Linked DNA regions of Homo sapiens: regions 1 and 2 are each linked to region 3. Evidence: chromatin contacts called from ENCODE Hi-C or POLR2A ChIA-PET data. All regions are on one chromosome and are shown on one strand. Each heading gives the region's core, a stretch centred on a gene start or an enhancer-like site at or near the end of the contact. The rest is flanking DNA. Distances are from core to core; before and after follow the strand shown.

Region 1 (2,827 bases), core at 84-2,583, 38 kb after region 3:
TAGCTGTGTGCAAAGCCCACCTATGATTTTGCCAGGGCCAGCCAGACCTTTATAATGAGGGAATGTGAAAGAGTAACTGCACAGCCAAAGACAGGAACCATGGGCCAGAATTCCTCTCCCCACATTCCTACAGTCATGCAAAGTTCTTGTGTACTTAGAGAAGACAAATTTAGTGTATGTCATCATGGGATGTGCCACAAACTCCTGAGCAACTGACAGTCTTAAAAGAATACCGGAGTGGGGAGGGAGAGCATCAGGAAGAATAGCTAATGCATGTTGGGCTTAATACCTAGCTGATGGGTTGATAGATGCAGCAAACCACCATGGCACACATTTACCTATGTAACAAACCTGCACATCCTGCACATGCACCCTGGAACTTAAAAAATAATAATACCTTTGGTAGTGAATACATGAACCTACATGTGATAAAGTTGTATATAACTTGATGCTCACACATACACACACACAAATAAGTACATGCGAAACTGGGGAAATCTAATCGCGATGAATGGATTGTGTGAATGTCAACATCCTAATTGAGATCTTGTTCTACAGTTTTACAAAATGCCAGCATTAGGGGAAAACTGGTCAAAGCCCACAAGGCACGTCTCTGAAAGAAAAGGGGGCTAATTTTTCTCTCTACCAGAGAAAGGGCACGAAAGAAAGTTTTATTTAAAGAATTTTTTTATTTTGAAAAACATAAATGTGTAAGGCTATCAAAATGTTCCTTTCTATATTGATGTTTCTCTTATCTAGCAATCTACAGAAAATGTGGAGGGACTTCCTTCTGACCTTTTTGTAAAAGGAACAGAAGATGTCAACAAGATAACAAACAACGTAGGTGGAACACAGGATATCTCGAAATGTGTACCTTCATCAGCCATTTTTCATGACAAACACTTTGAAATGTCCCAGCATTACACATAGTTTAAAAATTCTGCATTAAGTTAAAACTCATTAATCCTGTAAGAGTTCTTATGATTCATGAGCATGGGAAGCCTTGTTGTAAATACAGTGCGATCATCTCTCCTAGATTAACTACAGTGTCTGGAACTGCATTCCCACACATCTGCCTCAGCTTTTACTATGGACTTTAATTAGGGAACTTAATGCTTTGGTGGCATTCTCAAATTTGGATATTTCTATTTGAGATCCAGAGAGAGACGGGAAAAGCAACTGAATTTATTGAGCACTCACGATGCGCCAAGCACTGTGCATTGAGCTGCCTAGACCAGGAAGGGTGGGACCCCTGTGCGGCGAGGATGCAGGCTCATGCCCCAGACATGACATCACATTACCACTCTGCCCGCTCAGAATCACTGACTTAGGAGGCCAAAAACGATTAAGCGAGTCAATGGCTAAGGTCACAGACAGCCATAGAGAAAAGGGCCTCGGGAAAACAGCATCTACAAATCCCATATGGATCACTGCGGCTGATTTTATTAGAATACTGAAACACATAAAGTAATCTGCAGGGATATTTAACCACATTCCACTCTAGACTACTCAAACTTATGTACTTTCAGCCCCATAATTAAATATGAAACAAAACTGAATTGAGGCAAGGAAACCAAAAGATTAATACAGTACAAATATGGGGGGAAGTTTCTTGCTTCTATAAACTTGAACAGTATATTCAACAGATTTAAACTTGAACAGTATATTCAACAGATTTTAAATCTGTTGATAATTACGGTATCACATGTAAGTATTCATTTAAGCATTACCATGTCCAGGCTACTTTCTTTTCTCCCCAGTTTCAGTGCTCTTAGACAGTCCTCATGGTTCAGCTGTCACAGCCAGGACAATCAATTTTCCAACTGGTCTTCTCCAGTGCCACACTCCCAGTTCCCCACACGTCAGTCGGCAACCTTCCCCCTCAGACTGTACCACTGCAGACACGGCCATTGTCCTCTCCTGCCTGGGATCACTGCAACCTTCCAGGTCATTTCCACTCCAAGCCATCCTCAATGTCCCAAAGTTTCCTTCTCATTTAGATATGTTTTGTCCATGATGTTCTGTTGGAACTTGGCAGTGAATGTCTTAAGAGACGAATTCTAAAATCCTCCTCTTCAATGTCTACTACTGGAGAGGTCTCTTCTGCTCATCTCTCTCTCCTGGGCACTTCACCTATTTATTACCACATAGATCATGTGGCACTCTCTTAACCTCACCCAACCCTGCTTATTTATTCACTACTTCTGCACATGAACCCAATACCTTTCATGTTGGAATTCTTTTGATATGTCTCTGTGATACATCTGAAAGTTGTCAGTTTTAGCCTTTCAACCATAAGAGCAGATGGAAATGGAAAAAGAGTAAATGCCTCATAAACCATTAGATAAGACAAGGGAAAAGCTGAAGATAGCAAGCTAAGTGTTAGAAGTTATATAAATAACAGGAACAATTTCATTCACCCTATTGTAGTATATGAAATTTTAATTATTATTATTATTATTTTTTGAAACAGAGTCTCGCTCTGTCACCCAGGCCAGAGTACAGTGGTGCAATCTCAGCTCACTGCAACCTCCACCTCCCGAGTTCAAGAGATTCTTTGGCCTCAGTCTCCCGAGTAGCTGGGATTACAGCAGCGCGCCACCATGCTCAGCTAATTTTTGTATTTTTTTCTTTAGTAGAGATGGGGTTTCACCATGTTGGCCAGGCAGGTCTCGAACTCCTGACCTCAGGTGATCCACCTGCCTTGGCCTCCCCAGGTGCTGGGATTGTAGGCGTGAGCCCCCGCATCCAGCTAGTGTATGAAATTTTAATTGCTGATACTTACTGCTGTTACCTTATGATTGCAAGGTGCTTTATTTGTACAAAT
Region 2 (2,804 bases), core at 277-2,776, 38 kb before region 3:
TTTACATAGTTGTGAGATGATGGTTTCGGGAGGGGGTAAAGAAGGAAGTTCCAAAATGTGAATGGTATTTAAATCTCTTAAATTTTTTTCTTCAAAGGAAGAGAAAAAGAATGAAATTATGTTTTCCCTCTTCAACAAGATGGCTTGCAGAATGGCTGTGGGCAGAAAAATAACTTAAAAGAATATAAAGACCCAGTGACTTGAGTCCCTTTCATGAAATATGTGGGTTAAAAAAAATCCAATAACCATAAAACAACCTTTTCTTTGATGCTGAACAAAAAACAAGCTTGAAATTTAGTGCTGCTGAGCAAATGAATGAAAAATACAGATGTCTTTTACCTTCAGCTCAACGCAGATTTGCCATCTGAACAGCTCCATGCTTAATTTAACTCTTTGTATGACTGATCATATCAAAGCATTTAGTTAACAGCAAAGGTTTAAATTGAAACTTAAAAATATACATTTTTTCCTTCCTTTTTTCCTGTCTTAGTGAATTAGAAAGTTCAGCTGCACCATATCCCTTTTCTTGTCCTCCCTGAATTACAAAACTTTAACACATAAAAGCAAAATATGTATGTCTTTTCCTGGTATCGTAATCTAGTCTGATTTTAAAAATTAAGATATCGATTGTTTTATTTAAAATGTAGGACCTTGATGCTATTTTAATTTTCCAAAGTCAGCTCGTAATACCAATTTCCCCAAAGGTCAAAAACAATATATTAAGGAAATACCACCTGCTACTTAGAGCTTGCACAGGAAATTTGCATTTCCACTTTGTAATGCATTATTTAGGGGGAGGAAATGACAGCCTGCTTCATTATCCCAAGGCGCAGAATCCCAATAGCTGCAAAGCAGCAGACAAAAAGCAAAAGAGGCCGGTGTCCATTTTCCCACCAAATATCATGGAAATTACAAATTCAGTAGGAGAAGCCAAAAAGCATGTGTTGAAAAATGCCAAGCTCCCCGCAAACTCTCTCTTCTGTCCCCATGAAAGCCAGGCTTGCCTGCCAGCCCACTTGAGTTGGGCTAGTTCCACAGAGGGGCAGGTACGGGCCCTGGGCACATTTTTCAATCTTTTGTAAATAGTCCCTGAAGGATTAAGGTGGTGGTCATGGCCGTACCCTTTAACCTGCCTCAAAGAGTGAGGGAGAGCTCATGGAGCTTGCCTGTCCAAAGTTCAATAGACCCTTTCTAAAGTTTTATTTACACACCAAACAAGGTTGAAGATAGATTACTTCCTACTGTCTAGCTCACAGGAAAGAAGCATTCTGTTCAGATATAATATATACATTAAGAAACAAAGGAGTTGCTAAAAGCTTCTCCTCTTGTAAGCATTCAACTATACTGGGGCTTACAATATATTCTACTCTGAAATAGGCAGCTTTTCTTGAGTGTATCATCTCTGTCCTCTTTCTTCTCATCTTTTTCTATCTTTCATGGTTTCCCCCCTCTACAGTTCTTACTTCTGTATATAAAAACCTCTATTCCTCGCCACATATCCCATACTTAATATGTGTGACTATTAAAGCCATCTGTCTTGACACATTACAAAAATGCATTCAACTTATCAGTGATTTTATCTCGGTAAGGGCAAACAACCAGTTTATCCAATTGTTTTTCCCCAGTGAGTCAACTGAATATCCTCTTTAAAATGAGGTATTTTCAGTTGAATTTAGTTTAAAATTGAGTAGAAATGAGCATTCACCAAAGTGTTTCGTGTAAGGTGCTTCCTGTGCTTGAAGAGTTGGTGTAAGGTTTTGTCATCTACCTGTGTAAATTAGCTCCTTAAATATACATCTCTTTATAGATGAGATCACCTCTCAAGTGCCCTTCTAGCTTAAGAATTCTGGGATTCGGGGTTTAGGGATAGGTCTTCTGCAATCTAAACACTCCCTTTTTAAATTTGCAGATTTCTAAAATATATATATGATATATATTACATATATACATACATATGTATGTATATAAATATCTAATACATATATACATAGGTCTCTTTAGACATATCAAGTCGATACTTTTTTTTCAATTTTTTAAAACAAGTAAGTGTTTAAAATTAGGATTACTTCCTTTTATCTTCAAAGAGGAAAGGTTTTTACATTTTATAGTCATAATGCACTAAGAACAAACAAAACAAAACTCCGCTTTAAAAATCAAGTATGGGAAGGCTGCAACACTGAACTATAGAGTATGGAAAACATGAGGAAGTCTTGTTACTCAGAGAAATGGTTTGACAAACTTTGGCCAGAGAACAGTCCTCAGTATTTATGTAGGAAGGAGTTTTGAGAACAGAGAAATGTAGAACTTGTCTGCACAGTATCCAAACACCTATACAAAAACTTGGCCACTTCTCTGAATATTTTAATTGCGATTCTAAAAGTTTGCTGTGCATAGACCAATTCTTAAAATGGTAAGAAGGTTAGAAAAAAGGAAATCCCAAAGTAAGATACATACATACATACATACATACATGCATATATACAGTACACTACATATATAAATATATATGTACTCTTTGTCTTTGCATCCTTTATATATGTGTAATCTTTATACGGATATAAATACAGCCATGCACCACATAATGACGTTTCACTCAACAATGAACTGCATATATGGTGGTGGTCCCAGAAGATTATAATGGAGTTGAAAAATTCCTATTGCCTACTGACATTTTGATCATCCACACCCTATGTGTGCCTAGGCAAATGTGTGTGCTATGTCTTAGTTGTTAGCCAAAAAGTTTGAAAATTAAAAAAAATTAAAATTTTCAAAATAGAGAAAAGCTTATAAAGATATAAAGAAAA
Region 3 (2,894 bases), core at 178-2,677:
ATGAAAAATCTCTAACAAGGAGGTGGTTTCAAAAACCAGTCCTGTTCTGCATCCATTTGCAAATACTAATAGAGAGGTGGATTCAAATGCTACCTTAAAAAATTTCCACATTTGAAACTTGTACCCTCAGGAAGAAAAAGAAAACCACTTTGAAGAAACAAAAATTATAACAAATGAGGTGGTTTGTTCTTTTCGCATGTATCCATTTGGCCTTGTTGAATTCTGGAGTACCCTGTCATGGCATATCTTGTCATGAAACTAAATGCCTTAGGTTTTAGCTGTGACCACACTGGGGTGAGGAGACAGTAGATGTTGCTATGAACAAAATGGGTCTTGCTGCAGCCCTTAAAGGTCCTCCTGTACTAACAGCAATTCGAGAGTTGAGCTGTAATTTCACCCTCCTTCATGCAGGACCTTGTCTCCCCTTCCACAGGAAATGGGGGCTGAGTCAGTGGGGCATGACTATAATAGGAGCCTGTGACCGGGGTGCAGTGTAGCCATCAGTATAAATCTGTCATAGACACACTCGCAGAGGAAGAGGGACTTCCATACACTGCCGTCTTTACACTTTTTGATGCAGATACAGATTTATGACACACGGGAAGCAGAGAGTCTTTGAGCCAGAGGGGCCCTGTGAATCAAGGCCATTTTGTAGGTTTCCGCCGCTTGAAAGAGCTACACATTTATAATTGTGCTTGAAGTCAGCCCCCTTCCAGCCCCAGGAGGCAGCATCATTTGGTTGAAATAAAACTGAGGACTTTTCTCAACAGCTGGCCAGCTCTAGTTTTAAGTTTTAACAACAGGATGAATGGATTGAGGACGGCTGAAGGCATCAAAAAGTGCTATGCCAGACTTTTAGGGACCGTTTTCCTGACGACCCCATTCCCATGGATCAGATTCTCTCGGAGATGACAAACTCTACTTTGAAGGGTCCCCTCGCTTTGGTCACCCAACACAGATGACTCTTTCACCAGGATACTTAAAAGCGATCCAACTGAGACCTTACAAAAATGTCTAACAAGTTTCAGGCAAAAAAAGAAAAGACAAAAAAGAGTCAGCTAGGAGTAAATGAAAAACCTGTCCAGAGTTGGTGTTAATTAATTAAAAACACAATTTCAAAGCATCCCTAATAGAAGACTTCCTCCGTGCAGCCAGTATCTGATTCAGGGAGTGACTCAAGCAATAAAATCACAGTTGGGACGACTCTCGTGGTGCTGGCAGGCCAAGTTCAATATTTTCCCTGTGAGGCATGCCTGTACTATAAAAAGAATGTGATGTTTGAAAATGAGTGTCTCTGCTCTGTGTGCTGGCATTAAAAGTCTCTCCTAGCCCTCCTGCCACATTTTGAGAGTACAGTATGAATCACAATCATGTGACGAGCACCTCCTTGCCAAATTCTTTCATGCTGCTACCACGGTATGTTCCCTCTTAGGTTTTTGCCAGCAGCCTCTGTCCTCCAGCCAAGACCATCAGAGTGAGTGTCGGCGCAGAGGCAGAGCACTCCGGTCCAGATTCACCAGCGAGAAGACAAGGCAGCGCATTATTGTACAAACTGTAATCTCTGAATTGACTAAGTGAGCAGGAAGGGACAAAAGTCAGCTGAGAGATGCAGCAAACAGGCTGCCAAGAGAGGATGAAACACACAGAAAAAGGGACTGACCTTTGGAGGGTAGCCTCCGTTGTGCTGGGCACGGGACTGGGCTCTTTAAACTCATGCTCTTATTTAATACTCCTGAGAAATGATCATTAATACTATGAGTGAGGAAACTGAGACCCACAGTTATTAGATAAGTCACTTGCTGCAGCCACGCAGCACAGGGCAGCAGAGTTGGGGCTGGAACCCAAGCTAGTGTCCTGTCTCTTCTCTCTCTATTCTACTGCTTCTGATTCTGCAGCTCAAACTTGGAGAAGCCAGGAAAACTGCTCTTCTCCCATCTTGGGCATTTTATTATTTACGCGACTCTTAACCAGCACTGTGCATCATGTCACTTTCAACAATGCATGTTGATGAAACATTTGTCAGCCAGATTAACAGCCGTAGGACCAATCTTCCACAGCCATGACCACAGAACGCACCCCCAAGCCTAACTGTCTTCCCTAAATGCTGCTCCAGTGTCACAATGGGAACTGGGAGAGTGTGTGGAGGAAAATATTATTGTAGTTCAACATCATGAATCACTACTGATGGAACCACTCAAAGTTTATCCCCTACTTACATCTGCATTTCCTTTGTGTTCATTTATTGCTGTGGTTAACTACAGATTTTGAGTCTCCTGTAAGCCTAGCACTGTCTGGCCCCTAAGAAACAGAAATGGATCATGAAATCAGAAAGCTCCCTGGAGTTATAATGCTTATTTATCCCAGTCTTCCTAAATGGTCTGGTAGGTACAAGGGTTTGGAATCAAAACAGGGTCAGAGCGGCTGAGTTTCTATACTTTACATTAAAAAGTCAACTGGTTCCAATGGATGAAAGAGGAGGTAAAGGAAGAAATGGAAGGCTCAATTCACATATACGAATATATTGAAGAAGTCGGCTGGGCGCTATGGCTCATGCCTATAATCCCAGCACTTTGGGAGGCCGAGGCAGGCAGATCACTTGAGGTCAGGAGTTCGAGATCAGCCTGGCCAACATGGTGACACAGTGAAACCCCGTCTCTACAAAAAATGCAAAAAAAGCCGGGCACGGTGATGCACACCAGGGATCCCAGCTACTCAGGAGGCTGAGGCAGGAGAATCGCTTGTACTGGGAGGCAGAGGTTGCAGTGAGCCAAGATCGCGCCCCTGCACTTCAGCCTGGGTGACAGAGTGAGACTCCATCTCAAAAAAAAAAAAAAAGAATATACTGAAGAAGCGGTAAAATAGTCCTCTCAATCTCAGCTTAATCCAAGAAGGAC

The links. A loop is a pair of places that touch in the nucleus more often than their neighbours do. ChIA-PET counts read pairs that join two places held with the same protein, here RNA polymerase II (POLR2A). Pooled maps may share reads with other maps.
Region 1: a pooled map shows a loop between it and region 3 (3-fold over the local background). The contact joins two enhancer-like sites. A Hi-C loop is called at or near these places in 3 of 50 pooled maps. POLR2A ChIA-PET finds 5 or more read pairs at or near these places in 2 of 52 experiments (T-cell and activated T-cell).
Region 2: a map of Calu3 shows a loop between it and region 3 (2.6-fold over the local background). The contact joins two enhancer-like sites. A Hi-C loop is called at or near these places in 6 of 168 maps with a recorded cell type or tissue (Caco-2, Calu3, HepG2 and 3 more), 1 of 37 single-sample maps with no recorded cell type and 2 of 50 pooled maps. POLR2A ChIA-PET finds 5 or more read pairs at or near these places in 8 of 52 experiments (AG04450, GM12878, H1 and 5 more).

What each region holds. Positions count from the first base shown.
Region 1 is chr12:65,852,142-65,854,968 of GRCh38, reverse strand. All of the region lies in intron 3 of HMGA2 (high mobility group AT-hook 2), which reads right to left. The region is part of intron 2 of HMGA2-AS1 (HMGA2 antisense RNA 1); the gene reads left to right. Among named protein-coding and RNA genes, the nearest start is that of HMGA2-AS1, 29 kb to the left of the region's middle. Within about 2 kb of position 1,333, at least 2 of the 41 ENCODE cell types and tissues checked have a DNase peak (open chromatin) inside an H3K27ac peak, as active enhancers do.
Region 2 is chr12:65,928,626-65,931,429 of GRCh38, reverse strand. All of the region lies in intron 3 of HMGA2 (high mobility group AT-hook 2), which reads right to left. Among named protein-coding and RNA genes, the nearest start is that of HMGA2-AS2, 19 kb to the left of the region's middle. RefSeq lists a cis regulatory region at 1,167-1,180 and an enhancer at 1,101-1,245. Within about 2 kb of position 1,526, at least 2 of the 41 ENCODE cell types and tissues checked have a DNase peak (open chromatin) inside an H3K27ac peak, as active enhancers do; they include endothelial cell of umbilical vein, where a contact is called at or near this core.
Region 3 is chr12:65,890,669-65,893,562 of GRCh38, reverse strand. All of the region lies in intron 3 of HMGA2 (high mobility group AT-hook 2), which reads right to left. Among named protein-coding and RNA genes, the nearest start is that of HMGA2-AS1, 9.8 kb to the right of the region's middle. RefSeq lists enhancers at 1,240-1,534, 1,175-2,087. Within about 2 kb of position 1,427, at least 20 of the 41 ENCODE cell types and tissues checked have a DNase peak (open chromatin) inside an H3K27ac peak, as active enhancers do; they include endothelial cell of umbilical vein, where a contact is called at or near this core.